2 separate regions of the Mus musculus genome follow, and region 1 is linked to region 2. Evidence: chromatin loops called from intact Hi-C (ENCODE). Cell type or tissue: left cerebral cortex. All regions are shown on one strand. Each heading gives the region's core, and the rest is flanking DNA. Links, peaks and the distances in the headings are about the cores only.

The links. A loop is a pair of places that touch in the nucleus more often than their neighbours do. Peaks named below come from ENCODE experiments on the same cell type or tissue, not always from the same donor. Only the 100,000 strongest peaks of a DNase experiment are listed, where the experiment ranks them.
Region 1: it touches region 2 in a loop (14-fold over the local background); 32 of 42 quality-filtered maps call a loop at or near these places.

The regions. Positions count from the first base shown.
Region 1 is chr12:10,430,521-10,442,423 of GRCm38, reverse strand. No RefSeq gene overlaps it. Among named protein-coding and RNA genes, the nearest start is that of Gm38407, 9.9 kb to the left of the region's middle. In left cerebral cortex, for the core only: a CTCF peak has its summit at 4,225 (motif pointing right); a DNase peak (open chromatin) is centred at 4,229.
Region 2 is chr12:9,563,078-9,574,980 of GRCm38, reverse strand. It overlaps 1700022H16Rik (RIKEN cDNA 1700022H16 gene), which reads left to right and starts at 4,396. Exons shown (of 4, transcript NR_045488.1): 1 at 4,396-4,461; 2 at 4,598-4,775; 3 at 9,412-9,487; 4 at 9,590-9,745. It overlaps Osr1 (odd-skipped related transcription factor 1), which reads right to left and starts at 539. Exons shown (of 3, transcript NM_011859.3): 1 at 239-539. In left cerebral cortex, for the core only: a CTCF peak has its summit at 4,919 (motif pointing left); a DNase peak (open chromatin) is centred at 4,811; H3K4me3 peaks cover 771 bases.

The DNA of each region.
Region 1 (11,903 bases), core at 1,209-9,208, 870 kb before region 2:
ACCACAGGGCACATATAAAGTTCAGGTAAAATATCCGATTTTACCTTCCTGCTGTTGAAAGAATGTCACTGGTCAGTGATAGAGATAGGCCCACTGAGCACTGTGGAAGCAACACATCTCTTGCTCCAAGATGTTATAGAAACATAAACACATCTCCTGGTCCTAGACATTTGGGGCTCTGTTTATAGATTAAATCTCAGGATGTGTATATTTGACGTTCACATTCCAGGATATTAATTGTCCAGTGAACTTGTGGGGTAATGTCTCTGTCCTATTAATGTCTGATGGACGATTCCGATGTGAAAGGTGCTTTGAGATGTACAAAGGACATTGTATATGCAAAGCTGGAATGTGAGCTTGTTTAGTGTGAACTCAAGTAGGATTCATAGAACCCTGCAAGAGTGGAGGCCTCTTAAATACCCCAACCCTAGAAGGCAAAGTCTAGAAAAGAAGAATGGAATATACAAGCTATTTGCCTTTTCATTGTTAATCTACCTAATAAAGTCTAATTGCATCTCTAGGAAGCTTTCAGGATTTTGACAAAGATCACAAAATGTACTGGCAGTTCAGAAGTCAGCTAAGAACTTGCCCACACAGGTTCTTGAAACATGACTAAGTTGTTCAATATATTCGAGCCACCTCCTTTCTGGAGCAATGTATGGATAACTCACACAGAAGGCAGTAGGCATGATGGGGCAGGCAAGGACCTCCGGATCTGTTGAAGGTTAGAAAACACCCACATTCTGTTCAGCTGGATGGCAGGAAGCACATGTTGGCTCTGGAGGTTATAATCATCAGCCTGACTGGAGTTATGAAGGGCTCCCAGGAAGCGGAACAATTCATAGGATGTTCACAGGTATGGAGAATAGCCAGATGCTCTGCTCAGCATCAAAGAAGGCACTGAGATTGAGACCTTCATGTTATAGTTTCCTCCTCCTCCTCCCCCTCCCCTCTCCTCCTTCTAACATGGTGCATTATGTGGCTTCAAAATAATCCTTAGATGACTCAAGTCAGGCCACAGGCCTCCTTATAGCAATGGAAAGCATTTGGTATACCCTCACGTTTCATCCTTGGGTAAGCTGTGCGGCATTGGGGAAACTGGTGCATGAGTATGAAGGTACCTGCGATGACACCACATTCTCTCTCCATTTGCCTTCCATCCTTGGCACAAGGCATACCCACAACTGTTTAAAGATGATGAAACCAGAAAGCTAAGGCTCAAGATGCCTCTGTGACTTCGGCTCTCTCTGCTGTCCCTAACCCTCTAGAAGTGCCCAGGTGTCAAATCCTGCTAAAAACCTTTCAGAGTTGAAAGGTCAACTCATCGAAGCCTCTAAAATGGTTACAAAACAATGATTCTAATATGAAGTTTATCTTTGTTTAAAACACCACTGGAAAATGCAACCTTCAGTTTTCATTCATTTGCTTAATAAGTGGTAAAGAGGAACATCAGATCCTGTGTGTATTTATCTAATTTGAGTCGTCTCCTAAATATTTAATTCAGTATTAAATTGCTTTTAAAATAAAATTACTCGGTTTTTCCCCCTGAAACTAAATTGGTTTTGCCTCATAAACACTAAGAAAATGAGGGAAAATTTTAAAAATCATTTTAGTAGTAGCAATGACAAGCTACATGGGGCATTGACTGTAGGCTTATTTTGGCAACCATAATCCTACACATACTCGCTGAATAGCCCTGCATGGCAAACACAGTGTCAGGAATAATACAACAAGATGAAGGAGACTTGGTTCCTGTCCCTTGAAACAGTCTACAAAGGCTGCAGCTCAGGGGAGCTCTCTCTGCACCAGCGTCCTTTTTAGAGAACAAAAAGTTCTCCAGGAAACACTATACAGCGTCTTCCATCCTTGCATCTTCATAATTCACAGTAAAACCTTTTCAGCTGACTTAAGCCTGAAGAGGGGTGGGAGGGGGAAAAAAAGGAAGGAGAGAAAAGAAAAAGAAAAACAAGAACTAAATACATGTGACAATAAATCTGAGATCATAAACCGTGGGATTCCTTCATAATACCACACTCTTCAGAATCAGGCAGTATTTTTCATCTGACACGGATTTAAAGGTAGCTCAAAGAAAACATGGGATTAACTGTAAGTAGTGGGATAGGAACCACGAGCCAAGCTTGCAAATAAACACATCAGAGACTTGGTCTAAAAAAAGGCAGAACACAAATAACGTCCTCTTGATGTGCCTACAGTTTCGTTCAACTGTTCCCAGGTCATGAACTAATTTGCCAAAAAAGAGGTTAACTCCAGTGCAGCAGGCAGCATTTGAGGAAACAGGTTTTGTGCATACTGCCTGTGGAGTCAGGCCACTGGAAGCCCTGCCTATGTAATGGCTCTCAGATGAGCACTTTTAAACACTCTTTTGTGTATGTGAATGGATACAAGGGGCTTTAGGACACTGCAGACTAAGGTCCTTAACAAATGTGGGCTTGGCTTGTTCCCAAATGGATGTCTCCCGAATTAGCCTAAATAAATTGAGGGCTTGAATGACCTTGGGCAATGTACTCCGCCCCCCTCCCTTCAAGTGAGGTGTCCTTCGTATAAAACAAGGGATTGGGATGGGTTGATCTTTCAATTCTCTCCCAGGATCCAAAGGCCTGTCCCTAAAGATTCAACACAGGAAAGCTGACCTCTGCCCCTCGCAGCTTCCAGCTGAAGGAGAACAGAAAAGTAGCCAAAGCCCAGGGAGCGCAGCAGGAGGGTGATTTCCAGCTCCGCTAATCTTCCAGAACTCCAGGGCTCGGAGTCACTGGAGGGTGAACAGCAGCGTTATATCATTTCCAGGCAAGGCCCGTGGTTTCCCCATTTCATCATTTGCTGCCACTGATCTAGCTCTTCTAGCGTCCTGACTTCTAACATGCATAGTAAATGGGTTTTTTTCTTGGGGACTTGACGGCGCATGCACATTCCCAGGCTTTGCTTTCCACCATTGTCAGTGAATAGGTTTAGAATGACCAGCACCTAGCTGGGCTTAATGATCACCCAAGAAATCAAATGCAGCAGCAGCTTATGGGGACCACCCACTTAACTGCCCAAGAGCCTAGGTTGTCCTCACAACATGAGCACTAGGAACCAGAGACCCATGTGATTTTGCAGTGTAACAGAGGACACACAAAAGAAGCGGCTAGGCATTAGATCAAAAACCTAACACAAATAAAAGTGAATGAATACATGAACCAAACACATAGAACGGGGAGGTCGTTATCACTGAACTGCCAGCCACGGAACTTAGTGGTGGTGGTGGTGACCTTTTTCAACATGGAAGGAAAAGCTCGAGTCAGTGTGAGACACAACCTAAAATAGGCTCTAAATCTGGGTTTCCAGTTGGACACCAGAAGCAGTAGAATTCATGAACGGGGATGTCTCTTCTCTAGTGAACACAGCTGGACAGAGGGAGTCCCTAAGCCTCAAGTATATTTTAAGCTGCATCTCTCAAAATGTCAAAAGTGGGATTAAAGTGTAAATGATTGTCAATTCATTCCTTCTCTCCTGGTACTATGCTGTTACAGGCGGATTCTGGTTTATGGGGAGGGGAAAGGTGGGATGGTCTTCCAGTGTAACCGAATAGAGCACAGAGGGAATGAGGAGTCCCAGTGTGTCTTGGGGGAGGGGAGCAGTTCACAGGCTGCTACTTTTTTGTGACATAGCTTTTATGGGGGGAGAGCCAGAATATTAAGCTCATTGCTTCCAGATGGAAAGGTTGGACAAAACAGAGGTCTTGGCTCTGAAAGCCTGGACGCAGTGGTGCGATATGGACCTGACATATTGAAGTAATCGAGATAGAAGATCTGGCTTTAGCCAAGGCTGTCAGATAGATACTTTTTAAAACATTACATGGTTTGTAACAAGGTATTGTGTATCCTCCCAGCAACCCTGCCGCCTTAGTCTCTGGGAAGGAGGTGGGGGGAAAGTGTGCTTATTTTGCTTGAGTTACTAAAGCTCCTTTTATATAGGAGGAATTTGGCATCTCCTGGCTGGGAGCAACGGAGCCAGCAGTGTCCAGTGCACTTGCAATGTAGATCATGCTAAGTAAGTCCAGGTGTCTTCAGAAGAAGAGTGGTCCTAAGCACTCCCTTATTTGAGCCCCGAAGCAATCATGGCCCTGTGCCTCAAATGAGCCTCAAATCTGTTTAATAAATCATCTGTCTATTTATAGAGTTAATCCAGGAAGAAATGCTGTCTTGTGACGGCTAACGGAGCTGCGTCCACCAGAGGGCGCCCATGTCCGCCTCTTTCAGTGAGGTCCTTTCTTGGTCCTTCGCAAAACACTTTAAACCATTGTGGATGGAGATGGGTATGGGAAGAAGAACCCAAGCCTCCTTTTTTTGGGGGGAGGAACCGATCCCTCCAGTCATGTCCACTGTGGAAATGGAAATATGATCCCACTGTTTTTTGTTTGTTTGTTCTGTTTTTGTTTAAAAAAAAAAAAAAACAAAAAACCTCAATACATCCTGCATTGCACCTTCCATTGGCTAACTTCACACCTGAGACATGTTGGAACATCTCCACGGACCCCATGTCTGCTTCACATTTCAAAGACTGGGAACTGTTAAGCTTGTATTTTGATTAAAATTTCGTATTAGCTCCCCCCCCCCTTTGAGTGTAATTTTAGGATATTTAATTTCAACCAATCATCTGAGGGGAAGGGGGGAGGTATTTGATGGGAAACAGCACATGGGAAAGGCAGCCAAGTTAGGAAACAGAGCAGCTCAGGGCTGCAGAAATGTGACAACCGAAATCTCCTTTGTTCTCTCGGGCAGGGTCTGAAACCAAAGACCTCAAGGACAGGGGATGTAGCTTTGGCCCTTGGATCAAGCGGGCCAGTCCTCTCCTGAAGCCTCCTAGATAGCTTCAGTTCTCCCCAGAAGCCTTGTCACTAACTTCCTGGCCTTGCACAAGTTTCTGGGCTTCAGCTACCTGGTGGGGCTTAGGAGTACAATAACTAACTACCTGACATGTGCCCCTGCCTATGGCTGTTTCTTTAGAAATGCAGCAGTCCCCACAAAGCCAGTCGTTGAAGACTGGGGAAGACATTAATTATAACTCAGCCTCAAAGCAATTAGACTCGAGATAGAGGAGGTGGAAGTGGAAGAGGAACATACAGTAATTCTCAGCTTCCATCCCACTGCACTTGCTGTAGAGTAGAGGCCATGTATTCAAATGTTGATAGTTTAGGCAGGAATGAAAATGGATTGATGGAGTGTGTTTGGTCTAGACAAAGTATACATAAGCATGTATTGTTCATGGACTAACACAGTGGGATTGCTCAGAGATCATAGAGGTGGTGGGATCTATACCAGGCTGGAGGGCAGGTACTCTTATATTTCAAGGCATTGCCATAGAAATTCACTTTGAGGGGTGCTGGAAAGAGTGTTATCAGCAAAGAGATTGTCTCACCAGCGTGAGGAACTGAGTTGGGTCCCCTAACTCATCAGGCAGTCATGGTGGCATGAACACGTAAGCCCGTGTTTAGGGGATAGGGAAAGAAATGGATGGATTCTTGCACTCTTTGGCCAGCCTAGTCCACCTGATGAGTCGCTGGCCAATGAGAGATGTTCCCTTAAAAGGTAGATAGAGCCTGAAGTATAATGCCAAAGTTTGTCTCTGATACACACACACACCCCACTTGTATGAGTATCTGCTGTCTTTTGGGTTACAAATTTGTATCTTTCGATCTACTTTTTATGTTTTATTACTTAAAAGATACTGAAGACAGAGACAAGTATTTGCTAGGATATGAAATCTCAAATTTGCCCAAATAATCCTGATATTGATATCTTGTCATAGAGCCAAAGTATAATTCTACTTATCATTCTACCTGACCATCTTGGATGAAGTAAATTCTGTCACTCTAGTTCATCAGTTCTCAATGTGTGAGTCATGACCCCTTTGGAAGTTGAATGACTTTCACAGGGGGTCACCTAAGACCATCAGAAAAAGATAGAGATTTACATTATGATTTACAGCCGATAGCAAAATTGGTTATGAAGTAGCAACAAAAATAATATTATGGTTGAAGAATCACCAAAATCTGAAGACTGTATTAAAGGGTAACAGCATCATCAAAGTTGAGAACTGCTGGCCTCATTGATTGCCACACTCAGGGATGATCAGAGCGGGCTTCTCCACGAGGAGGGCATACCGATAAACTACTGGTCAGTTCTTATATCTTCCCCCCGCACATGTAAAATCATGAAGTGATGATGGAACCAGAGGGAAGGCTTGTCTGATCTCTAACTGACTCATGGGACAAGCTTGGTTTCTTAAGCTAAAACGTATGCATCCTCTTGACAAACAGCATCTGCTGACTCTCCCAACCATGTGTCACGTGGAAGTGCTATCTGAATTGCATTGTGCACTGCATGACAGAGTTCATGCTGTCCTCACAGCAGTTCATTATCCCCTCAAAAGCCTTGTGTTGCTAGCCTGGTAGCCTCTGTAGCTGAATAATGTTCCACCATTGAAACAAGGTTCATGATGTTTCTCGTATGGTAAAGGTTACAAAGTTCACATACACAGGTTGCCTCTGAGGTCCTGCCATGCTCTGCCCTGCTCTCAGAATGGTGTCATCCACTTCCTACTGTGATCTTCCTGAAAAGCATGATTACGTTCCCTTGAGTCCTTGCATAAAAAGCACAGAGACAATTGCTCGTTTTCAACTTGCCTACTTGGCACAGTTGCTGGGCCCACTTCACAATTGCTGGGCTCTGTATCTCCCACCTGCTCTAAACTTCAATAGCTAGTCCCATCTAGCCTCTGCCAAACATCCCTGAAACCCTGCCTGTAGCAATGGCCACAGTCCCAAGCTCCTCCAGAGACCTCACATGGCTGCTGCACTCTTCTCCCTCCAAAGCATGGCAAAAACTCTTCCTCTCTTTCCTTGCCTTTGCCTTTTCCTCCAGGGACCCAGAAGTCCTATCTGTACCTTCTGCCCAGCAATTGGCCCAGGCTTTCTTTACTGACAGAACAAGAACCAATTGGGGAACAGGACCTTAGCATTAAAAACTTCCCCCTACAGTTAAGTCCAGTCTTTGACTCTAAAATTCCCACTGGTGGGTCTCATTCTAAGTTTGATGCTACTTTTGTTCTATCAACTCTGAATCTTTGATCATTAATTGCAGATTCCCCCTATTCATGTTAACTGTGTAAGGTGATTGCATTTGGAAACCCATGGGTTCCAGTATGAAATGTTTCATAGATAGACAATGTGGAGAGGATGCTAAAGTTGGCTTCTCCAGCACCTACTGCACTTTATGTGGTGTCCTTGGTTAGTGTAGTCAGAACTCAGAGTCATTTTTCCAGTAAGAGGCATGGATTTGCACTGCCTCCTGAACAATGACTAACTCCTAAGCCTGAAATGTAAGTCTCTCTAGTTCTGGCAATAGCTATCTTGCTTCTTTCTCCCCATAACATTATGTTCACACCTGGCCTCAGACATGGTGCTGAGCCTCCTGAATGTACATGTCCCAGAGTTTCATATACAGTCCTGTGCATACCATTTCTTCTACTGGATTTTCTTGTTCTTGAATGTCTGCCTGCTAAAGATACTGGCAGAAAAAAATGCATATCCATCTCATTTCTACTCAGAGGCAGAAGTATTAGGATGGAGAATGAGAAAGAACAGAGGAACATTTCAAACTCCCCTCTCCTGCTTCCAGAGGTTGGAAGAGAGTGAGTTGAATTAGGGACCAAGCAGCCTGGATTCAGACCACCTTACCCTTCTCAATAGACTTCATGGAAAGACCTCCATGGCTCTGCCCCTTCTTTCTTTGTGGCCTGCTTTGCTATGCTTGTTGGAGATAGTTAGGAGACCCCACTCTCTAAGGATGTCCATTCACTGAGAAGGACTAACAGAAAACAAGTGATGGTCCCTGAATAAGCATTCCTGCTTGGTAGCTGCCCTTACCCCATCAGTGTTACCTCACTGTTGAGGTTACAAACGCAGGGGATATTATCTGGCCCTGCAGTAACAGCTAATGACCTCAGATCCTTCCATATGAACGGGTTTGTTCTGGATCCTTATGGGATGGTGAACATGGTGGCATACACCTTCAACCTCAGAACAAGGAAGGTACAGACAAGAAGAACTCATTACACAGCTGAGTACCAGGTCAGCTTCCCTCAGTTATGTAATGAGTTCAGCGGAACAAAGTTCTAATATTAAAAATGTTAGTTCTAACAGCATATACCCTGGAACAGCTTCAGTGGGGAAAACATAAAATAATTAGAAGAATTCTGTCAGTTATCTCAAAGGAATGTTGGATAGAGAAACACTGAAGGAACTGTCCAGATAGGAGGTTCTGTAGTCTTGAACTCCAGAATTTTCCAGCAATCAGAATAAAGTCAGGGAACCAACTGAGTAAAGAAGAGGAGGAGGAAGAAGAGGAGGAAGGGTAGGAGGACAGGAAGGTGAAGTTCCATACTTCCTCCTAAAATTCCCATCTTGGTCCTGTCTTGGACGTGATTCCCATGGGGTTGGGTGACTCTCTCTACTCTCCTTCTCCCTTGCTGGCAGCTACACAATCCATTATCTCCTGAACTTTCCTCGTATCCTTTGGAGATAAGTATTTCCTTATGGTGAGGAAATTTTATACCCATGGAGATAGAGGAGAGGATAGCCCTGAAAAGAGAGAGATTTTTTCCCCCTGTTCTCTGTTATACTCAACTCATAAAGCAGCAGGCAGAGGAAATGTCTATGGGTGTTTTTAATCTCGGGGGGCAGGGATAAGTATTAGAGGAAGGAAGTTCTAGGGTGGGTTTGATAAGACTTATAGAATATTTTTCCAGAAAAGTGGATAGCCAATCTCTGTTTTGTTTCTATGTTCCCATAGAGAAAGATAACATTTCTGAAATAATTTCAGGCAACTTGCATTTTGTATGCAAAGCAACTGAGGCTCAAAGAGGGACCCTTCTCAAAAGCTGGACAGAAAAGTGGCCAAACCATTGGACTTGCAAACTTTATATGCCCCAGTACAGGGGAACACCAGGGCCAAAAAGGGGGAGTGGGTGGGCAGGGGAGTGGGGGTGGGTGGATATGGGGGACTTTTGGTATAGCATTGGAAATGTAAATGAGCTAAATACCTAATAAAAAATGGAAAAAAAAAAAAAAGAAAAGTGGCCAAAGGCCAAGGATCAAGGGTGACCCTGATTTTCTTAAGGTCATAACCAAACCCTGGCCAGGCGCTGGATCTTTCTTCAAAGCATAAGAAGCACATAGAAATCACCAAGTCTAGGGATGCAGACCTTTCTTCCTGGAGGTTTTAACACCAAAGAGTCCCTGGACTTGAGCTCTTGTTGTCTTTACCAGGTACTTTGTGCCCCTCACCATGAGTCCTATTATCTGAGATCTATCCCTGGGCTTAGAGTAAGGATTATAGATGAGGTGGGTGTTATACAACTTGTAGACCTCAAACCAAGTGACAAGGGCTAAGGATTCTGGAAACTTCTCTGGGTTGAACACCAGGATGGACCCTAGACCTTGCTCTGGGAAGGCATAGTGAGAGACGGACTGGATGTCATAGATTATTCACATGCAATGTGGGCCTTGCCTCTAAGAATCTCTGAGTGGGGTATAGAAATGCTGCTTTCTATGCAAGTAATTTATTTCCAGAGACTTTATAAATAATTAAATACTAATATTCATACAGTTATATATACAAAATGAGAGGGGTGTTTTTAAATTTACTTATTTATCTATTTTATTTGTTTATTGTCTTTTGTGTGTGTGTGTGTGTGTGTGTGTGTGTGTGCTGAGTGTATGTGTGAGTACCACAGGCATGCAGGAACCCTTATGGGTCAGAAGAGGAAATTAAATTCCTTATATCTAGAGTAATAGGCAGCTGTGTGGGTTCTGAGAGCCAAATCTCTCCTCTTCAGGGTGTTTTGTCTTCTTAACTGCTGGGTATGTATATGTAAGGGTGTATTTCTATGTGTCTTTAAGTGTATGAGTACATGTGTGTGTGTGTGTGTGTGTCTGTCTGTCTGTCTGTCTGTCTGTGTGTTGGTGTGTGGCTGTGTGTATGTGTTACCTGTATGTGAATATGTGTTTTTGGGTGTTTGTTGGTATATGAATGTGTATGAGTGTGTGTGTTAGTGTGTGTGTTGCTTTGAGTCTATGTAGAGTTCAAAGGACAACCTTGGGTACTGTTTCTTGGGTACCATTATTTGTTTTGTTTTGTTTTGTTTGCTTGTTTTGTTTTTTGAGACAAGGTCTTTCAGTAGCCTTGTACTCACCAAGTAAATTAATTTGGCTGATCAACAAACCCAAGAGATCTAATTGTCTTTGTCTCTCCAGTAACAAGTTCAAAAGTGAGCTTTCGATCTTCACCTTTTTTTTTCTTCAAGTAACATACTCTTACTTAACCAACTGATTTATGTCTCCAATACGTTATTACCTTTTACTCATTTTGAGATGAGAAATTTAGCCAAAATTACCCATTTTGAGATGAGTTATTTCACATTTTAAGCATTTTGTGCTCTACATTTAAGTGTACATAACTTCTTATTGGGGTATACGGCTAGCAGAATGATATAGGAGCAAGTGGAGGGGGCAGGGTATTGGCATCAGGATTAAATTCATACCTGTTAATGCTTCAGAACGAGTTTACATAGGATTTACCCACTACCATCCTTAATCCTTGGCAAACTTGGCTCCTCTTGCCTCCTGCTGGGAAAATCAGTGCCAGGAAGATGGCAGGTCATGGACCCTTGCTTTATCTCATTCTCAGAAGACTACCATACCAGTGTTTCATCATTCAGGTATTTATACGGGATGCATAAGATTCTAGAGTCCCTTATTGATTGGCTGCTCTGATGGCTTCAAGCTCTCAGGTTTGTCATGAGAACTTCCAAGACCCCTCTCCGCCCTTTTTGTTGCAGAGAACTAGCCTATGTATGACATAAGCTTTATTGTGGAAATGCACACACAACTTACCCTCTTCTGCACCAGAGGTTTTGGCACCTTACTGCTGCCTTCAAGAAGATTCTCAAGATTTTGTTTTCTGTTTTTCTTGTGTGCTCAGAGAGAGCAGTATTTTGCTACAGCTACTGCATCTTAGCCAGAAGTAGAAGCAACATATGTTTTTGAGATTTATGTATATAGCTTTGGGTCATTCTTCTTAACAGCTGCATAGAATTTATATATATAAATTTATATATATCAGTGTATTTATTTATAGATGGACATTTGGATGTTTCCCAACTCCTTAGCTGTTAAAAACAATACTGCAATGAATATTCCTGCACATGTTCGCTTGTGGACATCTTTGAAAATTCCTCTAGAATATACATCTGGAAGTGGAATGGCAGATCCATGGAGAATGCTCCTTTTTAATTTTGCTATGTGTTGCTAAAATGCTTTCCAAAGTCAATGAGCCACTTTACATTTTTACCAGCAGGGCAGGGGTGTGTGTTCGCCATTAGCTGTGACAATGGCTGATTGCAAGATTCTTTGGTTTTGCTTCTCACATGAAAATTAATATGTATCTTATATGTTAATGATGTTGGTGTCCTTAGTTCATTGGATTTTAGACTTTGTCTTCTAGAAACATAGTTTCCATCTCTGATACATTTCTCTAGTAAGTTTCTGTTCCTTGTAAATGTAATCTACAATTTAAATGCCAAGGAATCTGTAGTATGCTATGTGTGAGGCAAGCAATGTGCATAGATGTTACTAAACGCTTGCTGCATGCAGTGCTAGTGTTACTGGGGTCATTCAGGCACAGTGGATACCCATGTTCACAAAGCAAATATGCTAGTTAGCCTTTTTGTTAATGCAACAAATTGTCTGATACAAACACCTTGAGGGGGAAGAATTGATTTTGTCTCACCTCTTCAAAGGTTTCATGGTCTGGCAAAGATGGCTCTGGGCCTGTAACTGTCAC
Region 2 (11,903 bases), core at 1,817-9,816:
TCCTCCCGAGGTCAGAGGCCAACAAGGACCCAGAGTTAGAAGTCTTTGAACCAGCATCCCCATCAACTCTACGTTGCAACTGCTCTCACTTTCACGGAGATCTTGCAGCCTTCCTTTGGCCAAAAGAACCGCCTTTGAGGACACTGAAAAGAGGAGGCACCAGCTACAACAGGGAACCAGAAGTGAATCTTGCGGGCTTTCGCCTCGCTGAGCCCAGGCGCCCCAGGGCTGCAGTTACCTTGTTCCGCCGCGGTCCCAGGGCAGAGCGCGTCTGTGAGGGTCGCTGCGCTGGACTTGAGTGACCAGAGACTCTGGAGCCGACTGGCACCCCTGGCGAACTAGACTTCTGACGCTTCTGTAGCTGCGGTGACTCCAAGAGTCGGACACGCGGGAGCGCTTCACAGCCCCGGAGTTCTACCCGCCGGGGTCTGCTGAGCCTCGCTCCTGGCTCCCTTTCTGAATCTGAACCAGTGCCGGCGAGAACTTGCTGGGGAGAGGCCGAGCTACGTCTCACTCATCCCTTAGCACCGAGCCGCCTACTTATTTTAATCCACCTCCCCCTAACCCCCCTCCCCTTGCCGTGCGATTTCTCCCCTCCCTCCCCTGCCCCCCAACTCTGCCTGCGCCTGCGCATTGGGAAACAAAGTTTTGCTGACCCGGGCAGCGGACTTTGGCAGCTGTGCTAGCCTGCCTTCTGCTTCTCCTGACCGGTGTCCCCTCCCTGATAATCCCACTCGACACTTTCTGTGTGTGTGTGTGTGTGTGTGTGTGTGTGTGTGTGTTTCTAAGACACATAAGATCAAGCAGTAGAAGAAACATATCTTACGGATAAGAGAGGACTAGAACCGAGCATTTCGGAGTTCTGTTCTGGAGCTTTGGGACCTATGGTGGCACCACCTATGAAAGCGGATAGGAGCCTAGGGTGTCCCCACACCAGCACCTTAGGCATACACTCAATTTGTAATCTGACAAAGTCGCTGCCGCTCTTCTTAAGATTTCCTCCTAGAAGTGACAGACTCCTGGTGTGGAGCAGCGCTCCTGACACCAAATAGTGCTTGAGACCTGGGCAGCGATTCTAGCAGAGCTGGCTGGTTCCTGGTGCGGAAGGACAGAGATTACTGACTGCGCGAGCCATAACATCCGAGTGCCTATGGCTGACCACAGACTCTGGGGTGTGGAGTTCCACAGAAACGTCCATGGCAGAGCGTATGAGGAGAAGAAGAGCTAGTTACTTGAACTGCAGACCTCCCCGGAATTCCATTCTAAAGCTCCAATCACATATTCTTTTTAGAGTGGATGGGAGTTTTAAAGAGCAGCTAAAGGCACTGGGACCCCTGGGCCTGCGGGGCTGGTTTGGGTGGAGTTTGTAGAGGGAGTTGGGACCTAGAACAACTACATCCTTGCTGTCTGCTTCTTACACAGCCCCAAATACCTCTTTACTATTGATCCCTGGAACTGACCTAAGGCTGACCCCAGTCAGCTGTCATTCCTCCCTACCACCTTTCTGGAATGCCTTACCTGGCTTTTTCATGGAAGATGGTGAGGTTTTCTGACTTCCTGACTTTGCCCCAAAGTTACTACTGCAGAGTGGCTCTTGTCACACACACACACACACACACACACACACACACACACACACACACTTCCTGGGGAGTAGGTGCCACTCTCACACATTGAAACAGTCCTTTTGGAAGAGTCACCTACTCCTCAGCTTTACTGTGCAAGACTGATCCCATGTGATCTCTTGAGGTAGCAGGAGTTTGATTCCTAATATAGGGAGTGATGATGGAGGATGGGCCACATCCCTCCTCCCACCTGCATAATTGAAACAGACTTGGTATTCGCAAACTTTTAGAATGGAACATAGCTTCCAGACTCTGGCTAACTTTGGCTAGAGCAGGGAAGGAACAAGAGAAAGGGCTATAGTTTACTCAGGAGCCCACTCCCACCTCCAGCACCCCACTGGTTACTGTTCAAGTAAGAGACCCACATAAGTGTGCCTATGTGCCTGGAATCTTAGCAGCTGTCAGTACTAGCAGGATCCTGGAAGCAGAGGGAGCTGAGGTCACCCCATTCCAATAGCTGGGGACACAGCAACAAAATCCAGTCAGGAATCCCAGGACTTCCTTCCACTTAGGCTCAATGTGTTCCCATAGTAGGCAAAGCTTGGATAATTTCCATGCTAAGGGCCAAAATTTCCCAAAAGAGTTAAACAAAATAAAACCTCTGCTTATTAGCTAATATACACTTGAGAAGAGCAACAACTCTACATCAAAAGTACAGACTCTCCTGAGACATATATGCACTAGCCCCTTATCCCCCAGGAGTCCATGCAACACAGTCCTCTATTTCATCATTCTTTTTGGCTTTCTCAAAAAAGTAGCCTTACCATCTCCCATCTCCTCCACCAGGTGTGTGTGTGTGTGTGTGTGTGTGTGCGTGTGTGTGTGTGTGTGTGTGTGTGTGAGAGAGAGAGAGAGAGAGAGAGAGAGAGAGAGAGAGAGAGAGAGAGAATAGGTTACCTACATTGGTGGAACAGTGCTTTGATTCCAGGTGAAGAATATGCAAGCAGATTTTTTAATTCTGCTTTTACCTGGAAAAACTGACCTGGCCTTCAAGCAAGTCCTGGAAATGAGAGGACTCAGAAGGCGCATGAAGCAAGGTTGGGAGCTCAGGCTTTGGCTCTCAGATCTTTCCAGGGAGTTGGTTAACAAAGCAGGACAGGACTGTGCATAGCTGTGTACCCAGGGACTGAGGTCACCTCAGTGGGCTTAGATCCCTGGTTACTAAGGGATTGCTTCTTGGGTCAGCTGCTAGAAGTGCTCCCTCCCACTGTGAGTCCCTTGGTGAGCGACCCCATGTAAAGCATGGCTCCCAGATGTCCTGGAGGCCATCCAAGGTCCTGTTTTCTTCTAGGTGTTACTTGGGGGAAGACGCCCCAGTAGCCCCGGAAGCTGCCAGCCATTCTGTACTTTGTGCTAAGGAGAGCAACTGCTGGCATCTTTCTCCCAACTGTTTAAGAGAAATTGGCCAGACTAGGTTGGACAGAAACTAGTGGATGGAGGGCAGGGTTCAGAGTACTTAGGAAGACATGGGCATTTTTTGAAGAAGTTAGATTCGTTTAAAATTCTCCAGGATGTCGTGTTTCAAACCTATTTCATGACATAGACAGTCTGTACCCAGAGGTGCTGTTGGTCACATCAGCCCAAGAGCCCAGTGAAGAAGAGGAAACTCCTATCTCACCCACGCCTCATTGCTGGGGTCCACAAACTCCGTCTCTCAGAACTTCCACTGACTGAGACTATAGTTTAGGCATGCATAGAGCCTGCAGAGGGTAACCAGATTCAGCGGTTACGGGTTACTCCTCTCTGAGTCTCTCCCTTGGCCACTGCCTGCTGCTTGGCTCCAGGAGGGACGCCCAAAAAGTTCCAGATTCTGCAGGAGTTGATCACCTGGAGAAAGGGTCTCTACTCCAGAAAGAAGAGTTCTAGCCCTGGGCCCCTTGCGTGCTTGCTTCCAGATGCATCCTGGTCCTGGTAGAGTGCAGCCAAAGCGCGACCCCCAGCTTTGCAGGAGACTCCTCCCAAACTTTAACCACAGGGAGTGCAGCCTTTCAGCCTCGCAGACACTACTGTGGCTGCCAGTCCTGGCTCCCTCCCCCGCACCCCGCAGGCTTAGCCCAGGTGATAGTGACCTCTACTTGTCCTCCTGTCCTAACCCCAGTCCCTTTTTGCCAATCAGAAGAGAAAAGATACAACCTGTCTTGGAGTTAAAAATGATTTGGGTGGTCTCCGCTTGTTTCTGAACCCAGTACCTCTCCACAGATACACAAAAGTGATCTCTTTCTGCTAAGTGGAATTTACTTAATATTTGCGAAGTGTCGCTTTTACAGCAAACTTTCCTGCAACTACTTTGTGGACATCTTGAGGGAAGTCTTCTCATTATCCCCCCCACCCCACCCCATATGCAAGATTGGAACCTTTAAATCTCGAGGGGAGGGGATTTAGCTTTACCCGTGTGCTCATTGAGATGATGAACTGTAATGGCTCAATAGTTCCTCTGGAACCATTATAGTCAATCGGGTCAAAATCCAGCTCGGAGGAGGAGGGGTTAAATTTCAGAGGTAGGCAATGCAGCTTATGTACAAGTTTGAGACCTTACAGCCTCTGAAAATCTACAAGGTAGCCAGGATTTAGAGAACAGAAGCCCGTGGCTAAGGTCGATGTTTATTGTTGTGACAGCGACAGGCAAGTTACGGTCCCCAAACTGAAAGGGAAAGCGAACACCCTTTTCCCAGACGTTTCCCGCATCCTAAGTTCCTTGTGAACGTCTAAGCATCTTCTAATTATTAAACGTCACAACAGGGCATCTACGTGGATATATACCTTTGTCTTTGTTTCTTTTTGAAGGAAACACGAATATACACAAGAGATTGCACGAACTCTGGCCATACTCTCTTCGGTAAAATGAAAAGATAATGACTTGTGCAAAATATGGGCGAAGGGCATAGTAGAGCTTTTTAAAATGAGTGATTAGAATCATTTTTGACACACAAACACCTGCGCTCTGGTGGAACTGAAATGTTCTTTCCTCCAAGGTGGGAAGTGAGCACATCAGAAAAGACCCAGTGTCTTACAAAGCAAGAGAAGATGGAGAAAAGTTGTTGCAGTTGAGCTGTGTGCAGTTGGGATGGAACCCTGGATTAGAATCACCTACCACACCCGCAGCGCTGCGTACTGGACCTGCAAGGGGCACCGAAGGAAGGAGTGCTCGAGGTAATTAAACATTTCCAGACACTGGAGGGCTGTTACCTGCACAGCGATTTCCGGCTGGGGGGCTCTGAAAACGTCTGGCTGCGAAGTTTTTAAACCAAGCTCCCCGACGCAATCATGAAGAAAACGCTCCCCCTGCTGGCGAGGAAGCGACATCTCTCAGTTTCCTTTCCTAGAAAAGCCAAGAACTCAGCTATCCCTTTTTTTTTTTATTTTTACCAGAGTGGTTTTCACGGAATTTCCCATTACTCTTTTAAAATCACGTGCACTCTTACTCTTCTAGAAGAAGGGAGAATTCTTCCCCACCCCTTTCGAAGGTTTGTGCATCCTTGCATCAAATCAGACATTTCTGATTTTATTTATTTTAATAATCTGAAGTCTTTAGCATTTTCTGCCTCCAGTGCCTTCTCATCTTGGGAACCACTATGAACAAAGATCTGGGGGGAAGATTTGTGGTTCTCAGGGATGGACTGGGGTGTGTATCTTCTGTCCAGGCACCGTGAGGTGAGGTTACCTCCTTCTTACTCTCTCACCATGGCTCAGTTCTCCCTGGAGCACATTATCCTCCTCACAGGTCTGTTTTGGACTCTGAGGAAGCACAGGAACGGGAAGAGAATCTGTTCCCGTGAACCATTTCCCCTAAATTCTTGAAGCTATTTGTGCTTTAGTCTCTCCTATTTGCATCCCTTTTCATTGTTGACTTCTCCAAAAGTGTTTTAATTGGACCCTCTCTTTTTCTTGTTATCCACACACAGGCTCTCTGACAGAGATCTGGACACAGAAACCCTAAGATTCTCTATGAAAACAAGTCTCTAGACAGTCCCCAAGCTACAAAAGAAACACAAGGTCTAAAAGATCATGGTACTTTACTCCTTGGAGCAAATTATTGAGAAAGTCACACACACACACACACACACACACACACACACACACACACCACTACCAACAGAAACAACAACAGCAACACTGCAGAGATGGACATGCCCTGGAAAGGAAAAGATCAATGCTCTGCCCTGCTCCAGATCAAGAAGATCCATCCTTCCTGGCACCTAGCCTTACCTTTGCCCCACTAAGGAGTAGAGTGTAGCCATGTCTTCCTCATCTTCAACTTTCAGGAAAGGATGCCAAGGGATTTGACCTCAGCTAGATGATTCAGGACACTATCATATGTGCAGCTCTTGCCCCAGTCACTCAAAACCTCAAAGTGCTTAATCTTGGTGCTTCAACAATATTACCTACCCAGTGGAAGGGGACCACGTGCCTGGGTCTCCTTTGTGTTTATGTCAGGGAAACTTCTGTAGGCCATGCTGCCATATTGAGGAGGTGCCAGGCCACCAGAGTGGTGACCCAGGTTAAAGAGAAGCTGCTGCCCTCTGAAACTTGGAAATCATCCTCTCTGGTGCAGTGTTTTACGTGTGGTGTTCCTCCATCAAGAGACTTGAACTTGAATACCAGCTTTGGGTAGATATGGGCATCAGGTTAGAACTGAGAACACTGAATAAGGAAAACTCAGTTCAGTATGTTAACCATCCACAAAAACCAACCATCCCTTCTCTATGGTCTAAACTGGTATCAGAGTACCAGCTCCAAACAGCCACATTTCCTCTGATGACTCCAGGAAAATCCATTTGCTTATAGCAAACCCAGTTTCCTACAGAGAATCTTTTCACTAGAGAGCAAACCACTGCTCAAACACTTTGAGCAAATACAAAATATAAAAAAGATAATATGTTAGTGTGTGTGTGTGTGTGTGTGTGTGTGTGTGTGTGTGTGTGTGTGTGTTTTATCCAAAAGGATGCGTTGTGCTCTTTGGGTGTATTTAAGTATTAGTTTGCACTTGATAGATTAGCAATAAGGAAATGAGAAAAAAACCTTAAAACTAATTATTGTAACTGGTATATTATAGATAAAAGAGCTACAGGAGTCTCAATTTCATTTTCTAGATAGTCAGACTGTAACACATGTCCTAGGGGATTTACATAAAGGAAAAGAGCCATGCCTTGTAATGGGAAGTGTTCATCTTAAGTTTCTGGTAGTCAGGGACAGTTGTAAAAGACCACGAGGCTCACAGGGATGACAGAAGAGCTCACGCTGCACTGGTGGCAAAGACTCACTGTTTGGGGGTGTCCGCAGCACAGGCTGTCTAACACAGGATATGCCAGTCTTCAGTAGCTTGGCACCAAAGACATGATAAGTAGTGATGGCCTAACACCTGGCTGTTGAGCCAAGAGCAGTTCAATGAGGTGAGAGTTTTGAGAGCTAATGTTAAAGACTTAGGAAAATGCTTCTTAAAAATCTCCTGAGGCTAACTCACTTGGAGTTTGTCAGAATGCAATCCCCAGGTCACATCTTCAGCACTTTGGATTCAAGCAGCCAGAAGTGGGCCCCAGAGTCTGCCCGCCAAGCACACAAGCACAGCTTTGTCCACTAGCAAGCATCGATGTTCCTGGAATGGGTCCTCCACAGTCCTGCAGGCACACAGGTCTTCCCAAAGAACGTCCTGAGGATTGAAAAGTTAACTCGATTAAAAAGCACGGCTGTCTCTGGCAACATCTTATACCTCTTGCCAACTATCTTGTTTCTATGAAAGAAAAAGGTTGAACATGGATTTCTTCAAAAGGTTGTTAAGTTCCTCAACTCGAAAACTCCACTGCCTACTAGTGGAAGAGTGTTGTTTAGAGGCAGTACACCCAGGTTTGTTTCTAGCCACATTCTAAGAAGCAATCTTAGAATGGCAATCTGGTGATCAGTACTTTCCAATTTTGTTTTAATAAAATCCCAGTCAGCAACAACAACAACAACAACAACAACAACAACACACACACACACACACACACAGTGGTTATGGGACTGTTTATAAAAATGGCTTTGGTACAGCTGTCCAGGAACCCCAGTAAGACAGAAAACGCCTGTAAGCCCAGTCGCTAACACCAGCTGAGTGACTTTGGTCATGAAGCTTGGATACAAGGTCCCTGGAGGAAACAGGTTTGCTCTGTGTGCTGCTTACAGCGGGAGGTCACTCTTCTTACTGGCAAACAAGTAAGAACCAGGGCCCTGCTGTGGCTGTAGTGGTGGCTGGGTCCAGACCACAAAGCCGGCTTCTAGAAGTGGAGTGAAGCCCCAGAGGGCAGTATCAACACAGACTCTCTTCTTTATGGAGCTGGGCAGGCACTCCAGTCCCACATGAGTTTGGTGAATTCTCTTAAGCAAATTAAGAAACCTAGCATGGTGGTTCTTCTCCCTTTGGATCTGAGAAGAGATAGTATACAGCTTTTCCTGAAGTTACATAGCTAGGAAAATCTGTAGTTAGGAATCAAACCAGATATGTTTGATACCAAAGCCAAGTTCCTAATGGCAACACCCTGGTCTCATAGTGGTCTGTTAGGAACTTCAGCATTATCTGGCAAATGATAGGGATACATCAGCATGGGCTGTCTCAGACCTACTTTTCCAGAATCTGAATGTTAATACAAGCGTTGTAGCCATAGGTAGGCGCACGGACATTACAGTACAAGCGTTGTAGCCATAGGTAGGCGCTCGGACATTACAGTACAAATCGTTCCAATCCCTTGGCCCAGGCATTAGTCCCGCTTCATTGTCCATTTCTAGAGTATAATAGGAAGGAGAAATAAAAATACTAACACTTAGGAAAAAAACCAACACAAAGATTCTTGGAGAAGTATGTACTCTAAACCTGCTCACACTTATACTTTGTCCTACAGCAAGTCAATGCCACTTGACCATCAACCTGACTGGCTCTCTCCCAAGGGGCCTGCCCCATCCCTGGTACCTGGAATTCAGGCTGCTGGAGCAAAGAGTCCCTGAGAAAGATCAGAAACTTCTATGTGAGAAATGGTAGGCTTCTAAACTTGTAGGAGCCAGAGATGAGCCAGAGCTCAATGGGAATTGTGAACAATGAGACCTGCTCCACCCTCCCTCCTGCATCCTAGCATACTGGCTCATAGATTCTTGGTGGAGGCACCCACTTAACACAGTTACATGTAAGACATTGATGTCTGTGCATTGTTAAGACTCATACTAATCTTGGCACAGTATCATTTTTAAATTTAGGAGGCATTGCTAATTAGCAGTGTTACGATTATGCAAAGGATTGATGCCTTGGAAATCATGCTTGTAAATGTGCTGTCTCTTGGATCCTCCAGATCTCTGTCAAACTCATAGTGTTTATTATATCATTGCCAGTTGATGCTCTACCAACAAAAAGGAAGTCAGTTACAGTGAGTGCATTCCATCTCTTTCACCTCATATTTTTACAATCAAATGTAGAAGGTGCCTAAACTGGGGCAAAGAACTGAGAGCCTAGCTATGAAAAGTGTCTGAGGGTATTGTGGTCTGGGTAGGGTCCAGAAGGCATTGTCTCTCTTTCCCTGGGTGTATCTTCTCATCTAAGAGCCTGGTGTATTCAGCTGCATCTCTCTAACCATCCTTCTTATTTGGAGTTTGAGGGAGGTGGGGATGGCAGCCATCAACACATCAGGGGATTGCGCATTTTAAGAGGCGTATCTGGAAAGAATCATGTTTAAGCAGAGAAATGGTAGAATTCCCACTATTAAAACTCTGTATATAAAATGCTGGGGGGAGACTTACACTTATCATCTTTGACATTCCCATTTCAAAGTTGAGAATTTTGATGCCCAAAATATGACTCATCCAGCAACAAAGCTGCAACTGGAAACCAGCTTTCCCTGCAATGGGTGAGTGGCCTTTGAATTCACCACACTCTCCCCAGTTTTGTGATTTAAATCTTGAAGGGAGGGCTGGCTCACCAATGGCCTCTGTTTACTCTGTTTGAATAGGACAAGACCACATTCTGCAATGATGCTTCTGGTGAGGAGCTCCTTGTAGGCACACAAGGATGCACAGATGCAAGTATGCCTGCGCCTGGGGGTTGGATGATTGCTGTTCATTGTAGCAGCTTTATGAAAACATTAAATGTCATTACTTATTTCTTCATGTCCAAAATGTATACTTCAACATTTTTCTTCTGTAGACAAGTGTCGCTTTTACTGCAATCTTCAGGCCAGATGTTCTTGGTATAAGTGGTAACAGCTGCCATGCTGGCAAGAGTGTGGCTTCAGCCAAGTCACTTACCAAAAGGGCCCCAGAGCTGTCTGTTCAAGAACACTGACATGGCAGAAGAAACCCATACCTGGCCCTCCCAAGCTTCGTGGGAAACCTTGTGAAGTCTGGTACAGGGGGTTTGGGGAGGGCATGCTGCCAAACCCAGGCCTGTGTTTCCTTCTTCCTTGGTGATGAGCTGGGGATGCAGGCCAGGGAGAGCCAACTCCTTCCCTTCAGGCTTCGTTCAAAGCATTTGTAGTGCCATCACCCATTACCCACATCCTCATTTGTCTGGAGACCAAGTCGCTGCCCTTGCATTCTGTCACACTCAACGCAGCCTCCTATGATCTCAAGTTGACATTGTATTGTTTTTGAATTTTACTCGAAGCCGCCTGGTAGCATTTATCTTCTCAGCTCCCTTGGGCCTTGAAGAATTCCTCAGTAAGGTCCTATCTCAGTGTCAGCATTTCCAGAAAATACAAGTACATTTTGCTTCCATTGCCAGCTAAACCCAGAGACTTGATTCAGCCAAAAAGTAATTTTTGCCTTTGCAATTGTTTTGGAATGGTCCATTATCCAAAAATTGTCACCTTGTCAAGAAAGGTTGACTTTATAAGACACCAAAAGTCATGGAAGAGCAAACAGACACAAACACACCCTTCACATCAAACAACGGAGCTGTGGGTTGCTATAGCAAGATGCTTCCTCCAAGAGATGGCCAGCTCATTCAGACTAAGTCCTGGTTCCATCCCATGGGAGTGAAGTCATTTCCAACAGGAATAAATCACTAGGTGTTGAATCTGGCTGCATGGAAACAAAGGATAGATGTCTTCCTAGACCTAAGTGTTCACTTCAGGAGGCCACTACTCAGCAACAGTCACTAGCCCTGGATTTCCAGGGTTAGCCCAGATATAGTCACTCTGTCCAGAGTCTCCTTACAGGGAGGAAACAACGTCCTTCCTGTAGACCAACACATGGTAGAAAACATTGGGTTTTGAGACCATGTAGGAAGTTTCTCATCCTGACTTTGTCTTTTTCTGATGCTCAGTCTTGGACAAGCTGCTTATCCACTTGAAACTCCCATTTCCCATCTGTAAAATGGGAAGTGCACATGTTCTATGGTTTTGTGACTGATGTGCTGGCATTTGTAGCCTCTGGCATAAAGAGATTAACTGCCTCTTCCAATGCCAGTTTACCTCTTCAACCAAACAGTGTTTAGGGAAGAATCCATTCTCAAAATCAGGACTGTTTTTAAGACCAATACTATTAGATAGACAGATAGGTAGGTAGATAGATAGATAGACAGATAGATCTTAATATTGTACACACACATATACACACACCAATGCTAATCAGTTATGCTCTCCGATAACTGGAGTCCTGGAAACTCCTAGACATGCAGGAGGGGGCATGAAGAGGAGACTAGAAGGCAGTTTGCTCCCATTTCTGTCCAGGTTGCTATAGCAATGGGCCTTTACCCAGCATCACCAACATGCTCCAGTCTGCAACTTCTTCCTTTGCCCCATTACGTTACTGTCACTTAGTGGTCAATGCCTTGTCCCAGACACTCTAGACTTCTTACTCTGAGCGCTGGAAGCCTCCTCTCTCAAGGCTCAGTCGAATGCTTTCTGCAGTGTCTACCTTCTGAGCTTTTAGGCTCTGATAACACCAAGCCACACCGTTGGTCCCTCACTCTGACATTGGTGCCCTCCATGCCCCCTCCCAGTGCTACAACTCTATCATCTGATCAAGCCAATTTTCAGATCAATTTCTCTCTGTTGAGATGCCCAGTGTGGCTTGTTTCCTGGCAATATCCTGACTGTCACAGGGACTGTATGTCCCAGTTTGCTGTGATTGTCCTCATTCACCCTTGTTTCCCTGGCATCTTGTCTAATTTAGCATTTGTCCCAGACAAAACTGTCCCGATTTTGATGATCAATTGTAAAGCCACTCGAAGTGTATTGTTCCCAATCAATAGGCTATGGAAGCTGAACTTTATGTGCCTGTGCATAGTAGGCTTCTTTTTACATATTTTAAATTAGCTGTTGT